Linked DNA regions of Homo sapiens: region 1 is linked to region 2. Evidence: chromatin loops called from intact Hi-C (ENCODE). Cell type or tissue: HepG2. All regions are shown on one strand.

What was found. Hi-C counts contacts between places; a loop is a spot of excess contacts. Peaks named below come from ENCODE experiments on the same cell type or tissue, not always from the same donor. Only the 100,000 strongest peaks of a DNase experiment are listed, where the experiment ranks them.
Region 1: it touches region 2 in a loop (14-fold over the local background); 3 of 110 quality-filtered maps call a loop at or near these places.

Annotation. Positions count from the first base shown.
Region 1 is chr2:191,724,151-191,732,150 of GRCh38, reverse strand. All of the region lies in intron 3 of LOC124908062 (a long non-coding RNA gene), which reads right to left. Among named protein-coding and RNA genes, the nearest start is that of NABP1, 50 kb to the right of the region's middle. In HepG2, a CTCF peak has its summit at 3,001 (motif pointing right); no DNase peak of the experiment used is centred here.
Region 2 is chr2:191,551,366-191,559,365 of GRCh38, reverse strand. No RefSeq gene overlaps it. Among named protein-coding and RNA genes, the nearest start is that of NABP1, 120 kb to the left of the region's middle. In HepG2, a CTCF peak has its summit at 4,089 (motif pointing left); a DNase peak (open chromatin) is centred at 4,085; H3K27me3 peaks cover 659 bases.

The DNA.
Region 1 (8,000 bases), 170 kb before region 2:
TTTGTCTTCTTTGGATTTATTGTACTTACTTGGAAAACTGAAATTCTGGTTAAAATCCAACTCTGTGCCTATGTCAAACCTCCACTAAACAACTAAATATTACTGGAGAAAAACAGGCAATTATGCTTAATGAGCTCACTTCCAATTTATGAACAGATCTTAAAATGTGCTCTTAATGCTACCAGGATATCATACTTAATTTCCCAAGACCATTCACTTTCCCACTCTCCTGGACAACTTTTTTACACTTTCAATCTTCTAAAATACCCTAAACTTTTTTCTTGTCTTCATATTCCTACTTTACTGAAAAAATTAAAGCAATCAGAAGAGAACTCCATAGACTTCCACCACCATATTTATTCACCTACCAGCATCTTCATCCACATACTCTGTCTCCATATTTGTTACTATTCATGATGCTACCCAAAGCCAACTCCTCTTCTTGTACACTAAATCATACTAAATCCCTTCCCCTATAGTCTACTCAAGGACATCACCTATTCCAACATTTCTCACCTCTTTCTCTCATACCAATTTTTCGCTATTGGATCATTTTCATTCAAATACAAACAACATGTTGATATTACTCCCATCTTTAAAAAAAAAAGATAAAGAATAATTTCTACATATTCCACTTGCCCCACTAGCTACTGTTTCATTTCTCTCCTCCCTTTTGCACAAAAACTTCTCCAGAAAGCTATCTACAGCTGCTTTTTGTATTTTCTTTTCTGCCATTCCCCACTAAAACCAGTTCAATCAGATTTTTGATTCACTATTCCATTGAAACCACTGTGAACAATATGAATAGTATCCACCATGCTGCCAAATCCAATAGCCCAGTCCTTCCCTTGCTTGTCCTATCAGCAGCATTTGGCACAGTTGATCACTTTCTCCTCCTTGATACACTTTCTTCCCTTGGCTTCCACATTATCCTGTTTCTCTCCTATATCACCAGCTGCTCCTTTTTAATTTTCGTTGCTGGTTCTTCCTTTAACTCTTTTATGTTGCAGTGTCCCAGGGCTCAGTCTTTGATCCTGTTCTTTTCTATAACTACAATTACTCTTTGGTATCATAGCAGTATTGGGGCTTTCAGAACCAGTGATATGCTACTGACCTCTAAATTTACAAATCCAACTAGAAGTTGCTGATTTGTATGTCCTTGGATGTAAAATAAGCATCTCAAACACAGCATGCTAAAATCTGAATACTTAGTCTTACTGCCAAAACCTGCTCTACCCTCAGCCTTCTCTATTTCAGTGGATGGCAACTCCACATTTATCAGATGAAAAACCCTAGAGTCCTCTTTGACTTTGCTCTTTCTTTCACAGCCACATGTAATTCAACCACAAACCTTGCTGGCTGTTCTTTCAAATCTATGCAGAATCTGAATGCTTTTCACCACCTCTCTGCTGCCATGTGGTCTAAGCCAGCATCTCTCACCTGGCTACTGGAATAGTCTCTGAACAGTTCTCCCATTTCCACCCTTGCCCCTTTACAAATTAATCTGAACAAAGCATCCAGAATGATCTTTTTAAAACATGTATATCACTCTTCTGCTCAAAATCCCCTGCTTTCTCCCCCCATTCACACAGAATAAAAGACAATGGCTTACAAGACCTTACAGGCTGACAATACCATCTCACTCATCTCTCTGACCTCATCTCCAACTATTCTTTCCCTTAATCACTCAACTCCAGCCACACTGGTCCCCTCCTACTCCTGGAACATGGACCAAGCAGGCTCCAGTTTAGCCACTATGATTTATCTGTTCTCCACTCCTGGATGTGATTTCCAGCTTGGTTAACTCCCTCACCTTCTTTTCATGACTTTGCTCAAATGTCACCATAGCATGAAGTTTTTCCTTCACCACCTTTTTTATTACTGCAGTGACACACTGCAACAACACACCTGTACAAATACACACACACACAACACACACAACACACACACACGTAATGTCAATCTTTACTTACCGTATTTCATTTCTATTTTCTATGTCATTTATCTTCTTCTAAGATAATTGTTTATTTATTTATTCCTTTGCTGTCTACTCACCATCTTTCTTTTCCCTACCTCCCTATCCTATAATGCAATAGAAAAGCTCTTTAAGGGCAGGGATCTTTGTAATATTCATTGGCCAACTTCAAACCTACAAATTCATGTAACATGTGCAACAAATCAATAAACAATGTCCCCTTGGAATTTACAACCCACAGATTTCAGGTACAATTTCAGGCTGTATAGCTAATTAGAAGAGCTTGAACTCAGACATTCTGAATATAAATTCATTAATCTTTCCACTATATTGCTCTAACTTCGACAAGAACCTTTCTCAAACCCTTGAAACACCAATACTTATCGATTTTTTTCAAGTTAATAAAATAAAATATGTTATTTTAATTTGGTCATTGATTATTAGCACAGATAAACACTTTTTCATGATTCTTTGCTGAGTTAACTGTGAATTGATGGTGTACTTTGCACCTCCAACACTTCTGTTCTGTGGCTTAGAATCATTGCTTTCGTAGACCTCTTTACTTTCTCTTTACTACAATTAGCAACACTAGCAGATGATTTTCTTTTATAGCCCATTTTACACAAAGAAACAAAGTTTTTATCACTTCAGGAGCGCTAGTGTGCATGATAATGAGTGTAGAACAACATAGCCAAGTTAAAATTCAGAGACTGTTGCTGAACCCCTCCCCCTTACTTCTGTGAGTCATTCCAGACACATCAATATTGCAAAGCCTGCAACCGAAATTCATTCCTCAGCAAAATTGCAAATCATTACATGTTAAGTTGCTTGAAAATAGTCAAAACTGCAAATGTTTAAGCCTCAAATCCCAATAATCTACTGTAATTGGACTCAATCATTACAACAGACATCCATGAAGTAGGGGGTAGGACACAGATGAAGAAGAAAAATATATGGAAATCCAAATAACTAGGAGCTTAGCGCTTAGAGTTAGAACGTTTTCTGCTTTGGGCAACCCTCTACTCTTCCAGGTGGTGGCAGTAGGAAGGTAGTAAAAACAATGAAAACTGTGACAGCAAAAAAAAAAAAAAAAATTAAATTAAATTAAATATTATGACTATGACTCATAAATATAAAGTGTATCAAAATTTACATAACTTACCAATAAGGGAACCAGTAGGATGACAAAGCTCCAAAGAGTATTTGGAGAACTAAGCAGTTACAGAAATTGAAGGAACAATGTTGCAACAAGATTGCTAGGGTAGATCTATAATTGGTTGATATTTTACAGAGCAATAAAACCATAACCTTTCGGGTTATATTATTCTACTAAACAGAAATCATTTGCTTCTCTACCAGACAAAACTCTATGCATTAACATGTAATTTCACAGAACCTGGGCCCTAATCAATAATAAATCATCTGTTAAACAAAGGGTAATCTCCCAAAGAATTAAGTAATCCTGTTAGACAGTGTTGTAGTCTGACACAGAAAGGACACTCAGCCATCCCTTTGCCTTATTTCTAATTTGTTGATACTTTTTTTAAAGAATTAAAGTATAGGAGCCCTCTCTTTGAGTTGCCTTTGGAGAAACACACTATTCTATTACATTAGAAATGTGTCTGGTCTGTTTTGAAAGAAAAATTCCTCCTGGTTCCGAGCTCTAATAAGATCCCTTCATATCACAGCCTATTTTAGTAATAGAGTATTTTGTTTGAATAGCGTATTTCTCCTGTAAAATAAGAACACAATTAATAATTGAATGAATTCCCTATTTCAGTCTGATTTGTAAATTCTCTGCATTCAAAGAATTCCTCAACTGTATTTTAGAAATGGAAAGCACCTTAACAAGGGATCTTGAAATAAAACAATGTCCAAAGGTTAAGCAATTTGCCCAAGGTCACGTTGTGAGTCTGAGGCTAAGCTGATAGAGAAATTTGAAGTTAAAGCAGAAAAGCATAGGGGGCTACAACAGCTGGAGAAACTCCAGCTTCCTGCGGTTGGTCTATGGATACCCTTGATCTCATAACCCTCAAGTAATACTGTTGGGCCAGAATACAGGCTTTGCAGCAAGACCTCAGGTTTAAGGATTGTGAGGGACATTTTTGACTACTAGTAATTGAGAGAAAAAGTAAAAACCTTTCCTCTCCCATCACAAGGTTTATGGCTGACACTCCTGTAACAAAACACAGATTAAGCAGGGAAAAGCATAACAAATTTATTTAATATAAGTTTTATGAGAAACGGAGACCCAAAGACCCAGGGAAAACTGTAATTTTGTGCTTAGGTTTGATGAGGAAAGGACAGTTATGTAGAAGTACAACTGGACAAAAGAGGGTATGATCTAATAGTAATAAACTCAGAGAAATTTAGCAAGGCCTGTTTCAGTTCAGATTCTTCTTGGATTCTCTGTGTCTTTGTTCCGTTCCTCCACGTATACAGAAGGACACCTGTCACATGGGGGCCTCTCGTGGAGAAGGGAGGGAGAAGGTCAGAGAGTCACCTTCCTGCCTCTGTGGTTTTTCTCAATTTCCATCAGCTTAAAATACTCCATATGTGAAGGGCCCACAATTTGAGGTATCGTGTTCTGAGTCCCTATAGTAATTTTTTCCAAGAAGATGTACCGTGAAAAAAATAGGCTAACTCAACTGCAGTAAAGAGAGAGAGAAAGAAGACTGAAGCTTAGACACACGCTATTTAAATTGGCAAGTCTGAAATTGTTTTATCTTTTATAACTTAATTTTCTTCTTTTCTAATTTTTTTCTCACAAGTTTATTTTTTTCAAAGACAAATCTGCCTCCTTGAGAAAGAGAGACACTTTCGTTTTAGAAAATAAGGCTCCAGTTTTAGAAAAGATAGAGTATACAGTATGTACTATGAAACAAAAAAAAAACAAGAGAATTTGATGACTGAATAACTTTTTACAGCAGATTAGAATGCATGCCATTCCTCAGCTTCTTTTTAATTCCTATTTACAATTGAATTTTAAATACAGGATGGCCTGATAGTGTTGAGAGAGGCAGTTTTGTTACTTATTTTAAAGTCTTTATGTCAGCCACAGTAATTATGTTTGGGCAATAATATTCTTCTATTATTAACTTGTGGAATTCTGATTCTTCCCCTATCAACGTACCTAAAATTATTCAGTTAAAACCTAGAATTTAGGGTTGGAAGGTAAGCCTCTATGAGTGTTTAAAATTGTTTGCTAATTGCCATCTGGATTCTGCAATTCTTAAAGCATGTCTGAACAACAGACTTCACACAATTTTAAATTAATGCAAATCTACATTAATTTAAAAATATATCCATGTTTTTATTGATGGAGACAGAGAAAAGCTGTCAGAAAAATAGGATGAACCAAACTAGAATATTGAATTATGAAAAGTTTAGCAATAGCTGTAATATCAAGAGTACACTCTTTCAGTTACATTTCAAGTTTTAACCCCACATTTTCCTATAATTAACTTAAATCCAAAGGGCAGGCATAATACTTACTATCCAACCTAAATAATTCAAAACCTATTTATTAAAATATCCTAAATATCCTATCCAAAGTACTGAATAAAAAGCTTTTTAAATGACAGCTGGCCATTGCTGTTCTGCTCTCTCAAGGTTGTTAATAAACATTCACCCATTTTTTTTTTCTTTTGAGACAGAGTCTTGCTCTGTCAGCCAGGCTGGAGCGCAGTGGTGCAATCTCGGCTCACTGCAATTTCCACCTCCTGGGTACAAGTGATTCTCCTGCCTCAGCTTCCCAAGTAGCTGTGATTACAGTCGTGCGCCACCACACCCGGCTAATATTTGGATTTTTAGTAGAGATGGGGTTTCGCCATGTTGGTCAGAATGGTCTTGAACTCCTGACCTCAAGCAATCCACCCACCTTGGCCTCCCAAAGTGCTGGGATTACAGCCATGAGCCACTGACCCTGGTCAAACATTCACCTTTTAAAATAAATGAATATATCCAAATACCGAACTACTGAACAGATTTTTCAATAAAACTTGGAAAGCTTAAGTTGTCCAAAGCAGTATTTCCCAAAAGTTTTCTTGGCACATTCAAATAATTTTATATTCTCCTTCACTCTGGCTAAATGTAAACTAAACAAAGAGAAGTATGACTGGTTTGACACAAGTGAGTGACCAGAGTTGGTGTCTTCTTGGAACTGACCTTGTGTTACCATATGACAAACCAAAGCCTTCAAAGGGCAGGGATCCTTATGATTGAGAAACCACCCCTGGAATAGCCCAACCCATTCTTAAAACCTTTAATCTTCTATGAGTAGTTATGAAAGAAGGAGGTTTAAATTACTGTCTGCCATCCCAGAAAGTAGAAATACCTAGTCTCTAGAAAAATTTCTGTTACAAATCAACTTTTAACTATATTTTTTCTCTAAGTTGGGAAAACTCCAGCATCTCCATTACCCTAGAATTAAAAAGAGTTTCCAATTGTTCTTAAAAATATGACAAATGAACAATAGTTCTGTTCTGTTTTTTTCAGCATCTGAATTAACTCTGTGTGTAAGGGTATGCCTCTGAAAAACAAGAGAGCTGAAATTCACCATGATCCCAAAATCCAGAAATCTGTTTTTTTAAGTGAAAGTCACAGTCTCAAAAATGTCCTTTGGCCATTGAATCATCTCTGTGTTCCAGCTGACCCTTTTTTTTTCCCCTTTAGACCTTCTTAAAGCCACTAGAAATTTATATCTTGAGAGATACGTATCATTTTTAAAATAAAATCCCTTACCGGAACTCAGATACAAGGTCGCTAAGGTCGCTAAGGTCGCGCTTTGACCTACTCTAGTGAATTGATAGATTGGGCTGACTGTACCATGCTGCTCTTCCCTGGTACTCCTTGAATATCCTACACCGAGTGGTTACTTACACAGATTTAAATGTGAAAGCTGGTGGAAATTAGCTATGATTTTCTGCCAAGGGCATGAAAGGCTAGCTAAATGCTACATTTGAACATTTGAAGGTTTTGTTGTGTCCACCAGCTTCACAAAGAAGATGGAACAGAAATGGCAAAGAAAAATGGTTTTTGTTAAATAAAGAAAAAAGCTCTAAACTAGAAATGTCAAATATAATCTAAGCCAAGGAGATATTCAAAAGCCAAGGGTGACATCATCACCTTTCACCTTACTATTATATCAACAGACCCTGGATATTTTCAAGTGGAATTACATTAAAATATGTTTATGTGATTTTAAAAGAATAAAATATTACTATTTCAAGAGTTAATACTATTTCCCAAGGTACATAAGTCCCCAAGGATTTTAGATTAGAATATGATATGTGCCTTACATGTCTAAGCAAGGTAAAAAAAATGTTAGCTTAATGACAAAATTGAGCAAATACACTGGGAACATGACGTGCCCTAAAGTTCACTTATAATGAAAAGAAAAATAATCTGAAACCAAATACTTTGGAGAAATAGGACAAATAAATTCAGAATCAAGTAGATAGTCAATGGTGAAGCTAGAAATTGAATTTACGAACATATTCTATGCCCTGTTCGTAATAAGTTCCAGAAGTCCCAGGTTTCCATATTATGTTTAGTATTTTTATTATGGTTTTTTATTGTTATTTTAATGAATAGAAACATTTTATACATAAAAGAAATGATAAATTAATGAGTATAACCTATTATAACAATATTGGTAGCACATGTTCAAGATAGAAGATAAATCATTTCGAATATGTTTAAACTCAAATTCTAGTTTTGAAAAAATAGGCCCACAGCAAGGAAAACACATAATCATACAGGAAGATGTGGAAAGTGGCAAGTAGTTTTATGTAGCCCCATGTATATCCCTTGTTCCTCCCCAGCCTCCCAGGCCCTGTAGGTCTGTGCTGTATTATTCTATTATTCCCTGGGGAGGACTGGTGTTCTCGTTTTTGTAGTTCACATGTAGCAAAGTCAAGCTTGAATCCACTTGACTTTTTTGCTTGTAAGAGGCAAGTCCCTTGTAACCAAGGCAACTGATATTAGCAGTGGTTACCTATTTCACATTGGTGTGCTGTCCAAG
Region 2 (8,000 bases):
GAATGAACTAAATATATTTAAGGAGGACTAAATAAAGAATCCAAAGACTAAACCTAATGCTAGATTTTAAGGAAATTTATATTTGTTGAATGCCTACTGTGTATCAGTGATAGACAAGGCACTTAAAATCTCATTTAATCCTCACAGCCTCCATATCATACCACAAGTACAGCAGTTTCTGTATATATCTGGGCTTACCTCTCTGAAGACAAGCTGTTTCTAGATATTGAGCTATTTTTACAAGAAATTAGAAGCACAAAGAATGACTTTAAGAAATAAGGATCTCAGTAGTTTCTTCAGTCAACCTCTTCTTTGTATTATGTCTTATCAATGGCCAACCAAACATCTCTATCATTATCTATCTATCTATCTATCCAACTATCACTATCTATCTATCTTTTTTTTTTTTTTTTTTTGAGACGGAGTCTTGCTCTGTTTCCCAGGCTGGAGTGCAGTGGCTCAATCTCAGCTCACTGCAACTTCTGCCTCCCAGGTTCAAGCAATTCTCCTGCCTCAACCTCCCAAGTAGCTGAGACTACAGGTGCCCGCTACCACACCCAACTAATTTTTGTATTTTTGGTAGACACAGCTTTCGCCATATTAGCCACGCTGGTCTCAAACACCTGACCTCAATTGATCCTCCCGTCTCAGCCTCCCAGAGTGCTGGGATTACAGGTGTGAGCCACCACACCCAGCCTATTATGCAATTTTAAATACCTTATTTCAATTATCTACTAGTTCAGTGCATTTCAAGTATTGGTGGGATGTTTAATATGCCTATGTGAAGTCAGATTTTCTTTTCTAGAGCATTGGTGTACTGTTACTGTTTTTTGTATCTTTTGAATGTTCTATAAGGATTTCCCTTTCTCATCTCTAATGTTCCGCTCTCTTTACTGGTCACACACACACTTGGGTAGGTTCATATTTTCACTCATGCCCCGTTCCCATACATCTCTTAGAGCCCATCAACAGCATTTGTTGTCATTGTCGATGCATCCTGTCCACTGTCACCCCGCAAAGCTTTGAAAAGGAACCCTATCTCTTCCGGAGGCTCCTTCCCCATCAACCCAAAATGACCTCATTTTTTTAGACATGAATATGCCTCAAGGGTTCCTTGAGGGTGAGCTATGTACGCCTAATTCATGACTGAATGATAATGATGCTAGCAGACATCCCAGAGGCTTGTCAGGGGCCTGGCAATGTGTTTAGCTCCCTGCAGAGGCTAACTCACCTAACCTTTACAATTCCCTCACAGCCTAAGTGCTAGTGTTATCTTCATTTCACAGAGGGGACATCTGAGGCTCAGGGGACACCAGAGTTGGAGGGAGTTTAAGCAGAATGGCCCAGTGTGACTCAGCTAGGTAGTAGCAGAGGCAGGATGTGAACCCATGCAGTCAGGCCCTCGGAGCCACGTTCTGACCACGGTACAGTCCTCTCCGTATGTGTGAAGACAGACAAAACCCTGTGGGCTACTTCACCCAGCAGGCCAAGAAATAATTACATATCCACCCAGGTATTATTGAGAGGAAAATTCAGCAAATATTTTGATCTGAGCATTTTTCAATTCTAACCATTTAAAAGTAACTTTCATTCTATCAGCAGGAGAATCACAGATTTCTATGCTGTAAACAGCAAAGGATCGGGTCATACATGTAAAACTTTAACCATTTTCTTTATTTTATAGAGGAGAAAAGGAGTTTTCTTACGCTCATAGGCATTTTCTCAGTGAGTTAAGGAGTCTTTCCTTAGGCACACAGATGGGCCTTACAATAGCTTTAAGTCTACTGGAAGACTTAATTTTCTGAATCATGCTCAAAGACTAGTGCTTTACTCATTCTAGGCCCCACACAGTTTCTCATAAAACATTTCGCTTCTAAGTGAGTTGTGAAAATGGGACTCACAAAATGATGACAGAAATACTGCTTTAAAAACCTTTCCAGAAGGTTTCACAGAAATACAATAGAATATATGAGAAGAAAATGTCTAGTTGTTATTACGAAGGTGTAAAGGAAATGAGAGAGGGTTACTTTTTACTGGAAACAGCCAGAAAGATTCACTTAAGACCATAATTTACTCATATAATCTGTTTTATTTAAAAATAATATTGAAATAGTACTAAAATAATCTTAATAGAAATTATGCAAGACACAACTAACATTAATTCTAGTGATTTGTACTAGATAAAAATAAGGAATTACTATGAGCTATTGAGAGAAATTAAAGGAACATTTTCATCATGAAATTTCAATCAAAGGAGAATAACAAGAAGACATCTTAGTCATGCCAACCTTTGGAAAATATACTCCCTGACCACTATTTCTGAAATTATTAAGGATGTTCAACAAAACATATAGACAAATCCAATTAAGGAGGAAACTTACAAAGATATAACAAAGAGGGAAGCCAGCCAAGCAGTGCAATGCAAACAAAGCCCACCGTGACAGATGGAGAGCAAAGCCATAAGGAGTCCACACTGCACCATTCAATAAATAGTATGGTCAAGAGGGCATATCCTAGTGATATGACAAATGAGCCTATTTTCCTCTAACAATTGAAATAAGGTAAGGCCAATACAACCTTTAAAGAAACAAAAATGTTTGCAAGAAAGCCATGTACACACACAAATAAACCAAACATTGCCTAATTTTGAGCATGTTAGAGAACAGGATGCATTTGACCTTGATGATTGTCCTTATAAGGACATGAAGTTAGTCACAGAGGATGACATGTCTTTCCTGCTGACCAACCACACCGCTCAGTTCTTCACCAAATACTTTGTTTAATTATACCACCAAAGCTCTTATTTACAGTTATAGGACTGAACGTAAATTACTAACCTTGACAACATAAAAATAGAGTTTACCCAGCCCAAATTGGGAAATTATGGAGAAAAGAGGTGCAGGAAAGTGTGAGAAGATAATTTCTTCATCTCGTCTAATGAGAAGGAAGAGATACTATTAAAAAGTAGAGACTTCAGTGTATTATTTAATTATGAAGGCAACAAGTATAGAGCAACGTCCCACTAATAAATATTTCCCCTGACACTTTACATGACTTAAAATTTGTCATTTACTTCAGGTTCATATTATCTTAGAAAAATAAGTGTTCTGGCTTGGCACAGTGGCTCACGCCTGTAATCCCACTGCTTGAGGGGCTGAGGCAGGAGGATCGCTTGAGCCTAAGAGTTCAAGACCAGCCAGGACAACACAGAGAAACCCTGACTCTACAAGGAATACAAAAATAAGTTGGGCGTGATGGTGCATGCCTGTTGTCCCAGCTACTTGGGAGGCTGAAGTAGGAAGATCACTTGAACCCAGAAGCTCAAAGCTGCAGTGAGCCACGATCACGCCACTGCACTCTGGCCTGGACCACAGAGTGAGACCCTGTCTCAAAAGAAAAAAGAGAAATAAGCATTCTGTCCCCTCTTCAGAGCATGATTCTCTCTCTGATTAAGACTCCTCTAATTTCAAGAAGCTCCTCCTGATTATTCAAGATGGTTCAAATTTAGAAGGCACCCTTGATCCTCTTACTTTTTTGTGACTAGCACAAGTACTGGGCCATAAAACAGAGGGTCCTCAAAGAATAACCATATTCCCTCACCATCAAAATCCTGCCATTTGGCTGATCAATCCCACCCCACACACACCAAAGCATGCTGTGGTTCAACTCCAAGACTTTTGACTAGTGTCTGATACTTTTAAATGCCTCTGTTACCTACTTCTCTGAGACATCAGACAAGTCTGAACCTATCCCAACTTGAGTTTCCCCCACGGTAAATTAGAGGCATTGGTATCCATCCCACAAGGTTGTACTGATAATCAAATGAGATAACATACAAAGTGCCCAGCACATTGTAGATGTTACAACTTCCTTTCTTCCCTTCAATAGATGAAATTTATTGTGTGAACAACGAAGTGTTCTTAATATGTTTGTTATTTTTTCTCCGTTTAAACATCTGTAGTTGTCAGAACTTTTGAGAAAGGTTCTTTCATGTCTAAACGTCCACGATTCTATGGCCAGTACGCTAATTAAAGGAGAACCATCCTAGTTCAGCCTCTCCCAGGTTAGACCAAAAAGTGGATTGCTGCTGCCACCTGGTGGCTACAAGATAATTTGAGGCAGCATTTCGCGGAAGCTTGTGAGTGCTAAACACCCAACCCCCACACACAATTAGAGGGAGCCTGGGAAAGTGAGGACGCCCCCACTTGTTTTCTTTTCTTTTCTTTTTTTTTTTTTTTTTTGAGACAGGGTCTCGCTTTGTCACCCAGGCTGGAGTACAGGGGCACAATCTCAGCTCACGGCAACCTCTGCCTCCCAGATTCAAGCGATTCTCGTGCCTCAGCCACCCCAGTAGTTGGGATTACAGGCACGCGCCACCACGCCTGGCTAATTTTTGTATTTTTAGTAGAGACAGGGATCTCAGTATGTTGTCCAGGCTGGTCTCGAACTCCCAGGCTCAAGCGATCCTCTTGCCTCAGCCTCTCAAAGTGCTGGGATTACAGGCACGAGCCACTGCGCCGGGACGACCCCAATTATTTTCTAAACGAGTGTCGGTGACAGGTGAAGAACACACACTGGTTTGTTTCCATCTTTGGGAATGTAAATCAAGGTCAAGACTGACCTTGAACAAAAATGTAAAGTTGGCAAATGCCGACTTCAAGGCTCTGAGATTCTTTCCTGTGCCTCTCCTCCACACGTTCTTTGGCTTCCCTAGTCCTCAGGACATTTATTCTACTTGTTCTTCCTCAAATCAAAAGCTGTTCAGAAAATTTTTTTTGATAAAATGATTCACTCTAGGTATAAGTAACTAAGATAATTAATGGAGAGGCCATTAGGCTGAGCCAGCTCCAGGGCCCTGGATTCCTACAGAAGCAAACCGAAACCCAAGTATCAATGGTCATATTCTAGGAAAATGCAACTTCAGCTTTAAAACTCAGGAGCCACCAATTAACCCTTTTAAAGCCTTCTCTTGCCCTCTTGGTGGAGCCTCGAGCCACCTGAAGTCTGATGCTACCTGATTTATGAATCGTTTGCTCAAATAAACTCCTTAATATTCTAATGTGCCTCAGTTTATCTTTTAACATTAATGAGGCTTAATATGACTTCTCTCTGTAATGTTTGCATTTTTAATTACTCTATTTTTGAATAGAAGAATTATGTGTGTATGACACATATTATAAAAGGTCTTCCTAGCAGCTACCCAGAATATTCATACAACTATTCCTTTTTATGGTTTAAAAAAGGCACATGCTATACCAGCTGTTCTGCACCTTGTTCTTTTTACCCAATGTCTTGTTTTTGTTTGTTTTGGTTGGTTTTGTTTGGTTGATTCCTTTTTCTTCTTGATCAGGTTCATCATATTCAAACCTAATGTATTTTGCATGTTATGCCATTGTATTTGCACTTTCACAGAAATATAAACTCCGTCTTCCTCAGGTAAAAAGAATAAATCTTTCTTTGTGGAAGTTGAGGAATCTTCAAGCAGAGATAGAGGAAGTTTCAGGTGGTGGATTTCAAGCTTTAAAGAGGATGTGGATCACCTGCAGAGCTCGCAAAACGAAGTGAAGTCCTATTTCTGATTCAATAGGTCTGGGGTGGAGCTGGAAACCAAATATTTAATAAGGAAAGTGAGTACCCCTAATGCAAGCTCTGTGATCATACTTTGAGAATCACTATATAAAGGCAGAAACTATCAGCCCCGGTTGCATATGAGAGTCACCTGGGGGACTAAAAAAATTCTGATTCTGACTAGCTTGGTCTGGGTCCCCAAGTGAATCTAATATGTCACCAAGATTGAGAATGCAGCAATTCTTAAACTTGGCTGCTTACTGGAATCATTTAGGCATCATTAAAAAATACTGATACCTGGGTCACACCTGCCCCCAACAAAGATAATGCTGTAACTGGTGTGGAGTATGGCTGGAGTACAAGGAGCTTCCAGAGCTCCCCGTGATTCAAACAAGCAACTGAGGCTGAGAGACTGTGGTTTAAGCAGATAGGCTTACTGAGAATTCCAGAGTCAAGTCAGGTGAAGCTGACAGATCCAGGAATGTGTTTGTCTTCGCGCCACTCTATTACAGACACAGGAAAGCAGGAGAAAGACAACGTGTGGTCCTCTGTTCTTTGTTAATAAACAGTTTGTGCTGATCAAATAATTTGTCGAATCAGGACTTATTTTTTGTCATTAGTATGGAAGGAAGAGAATGACAGCTAACTGTCCATTCTTGATCAATAAGATTGATCAAATGAGTTAAATCTGAAGAGAGGACCAAGCCACATTTCCACATTAAAAAAAAAAAAAAGATTCTGGCCAGTTGCTCACATGAAGGATAGTTCCTGTGTTCTGGCTCAGTGCATTCTCTATCTTTTTTGTTTTTTGTTTTGTTTTAGACAAGAGTCTCACTCTGTTGCTCAGGCTGGAGTGCAGTGGCACGACCTCAGCTCACTGCAACCTCCGCCTCCCGGATTCAAGCGATTCTCCTGCCTCAGCCTCCCAGGTAGCTAGGACTACAGGCATGTGCCACCACTCCTGGCTAATTTTTTTTTTTTTTAAGTAGACATGAAATTTCACTATGTTAGCCAGGCTGGTCTTGAACTCCTGACCTCAGGTGATCCGCCTGCCTCAGCCTCCCAAAGTGCTGGGATTACAGGCGTGAGCCACCGCGCCTGGCACAGTGAGTTATCCAGCTGAGAACTCTAGCTTCTGCTATCTTTTCTGTGGCATTCCAAATGAAAGTATTACTTTATCGGCTTCCACTGGTCAGAAGGCATTTTCTCATTCCTCCGGGCATTGATAATTTGGCAACATTGTGATAGGGGAACTATAAACCAGCTTTCCTGAAACTCTTCTGTAACGAGGTCCCCATCAAAAGAAGTAGTTTCCATATTTAGCTCCATTAGCCGCTTTCTACAAAGACCAGCTTAGAGCTGTAGAGCCGGTTTTCAGTTTCCAACTTCCAAAATACGTTGACAGTTTTTTGTTTTTGCTTTTGTTTTTTTTCAACCATCCTTTCTAATGACCTCCCTGGATAGCAAACAGATTACTTTCTTGTTTTTAACTTGATCAGGCATAAGAACAAGAACTGTTAACATTTCACCGGATGTACGCTTTGGCAACATACCAGCTTAGGTTGTTTAATTTACAGCAATATGGCTGCAGGCAAGTCAGACTAATGAGGGAGACTAAAGATTTAGAGTTAAATATTAAATGTATCTTAGTCTTTATTTCTTGCTGTTCCAACCAATAATAATAAAAAAAAAATGCCTCTGGGATATTCGAGCATGAAGACATCTAGCTTGTGGTGCCTTCTGTAGAGCCAGAAAGACATTTAATTCCGTATTACACAGATGGCAGCCACAATATTTGTTTCCTTTTCATTTTATTTTGGTAGTATAACCTATGCTGGCTGGGGACACAATATACTAGCAAACAGCTCACATCTAAAGTAGCCTGGCCTTGGTTTTCCTTTGCAGTTTTATAGCTCGTCTTTCTCTCTCAAGAATTTACTATAAACTGGGGACTGGGTTAGAGAACCAGCAGTGATGCAGGAGAGGGTACTCTGATGAAAGCTTTTTCTGATTCTTGGATTTTGCTGATCAAATGTAAGTTCATAGTTGACTAGTATGTCTCAGTGTTATAATCAAAGAAGTTGGGCGGGGTGTTCCCTTCCTTCTTACCTATTGTCACTAAAGCACCACAAACTAAATCCTGCCCTCTCTGGTGAAAGAACTCTTCCTAAATGTTCCCAATAGATTGAAATTTTGTTTTTGTCTCCAACCTTATCCGGTTTAACTCCCCACCTGCTCTGGGTCCTGTTGACTCCTAAGTTCCCCTGGAGACCTGGCTTTTTTAACCTCCTCAGTTCCGATGGATAAATATTGGAGGACTTTCCCAACAAGGCACAATAGCGGGGCTCAAGCCTAATATTTTACCACCATTTCTCACACCCTCCCATGTTCTTGCTGTACCAAACTCTTTCCATTACCTGAAACACTGTTCA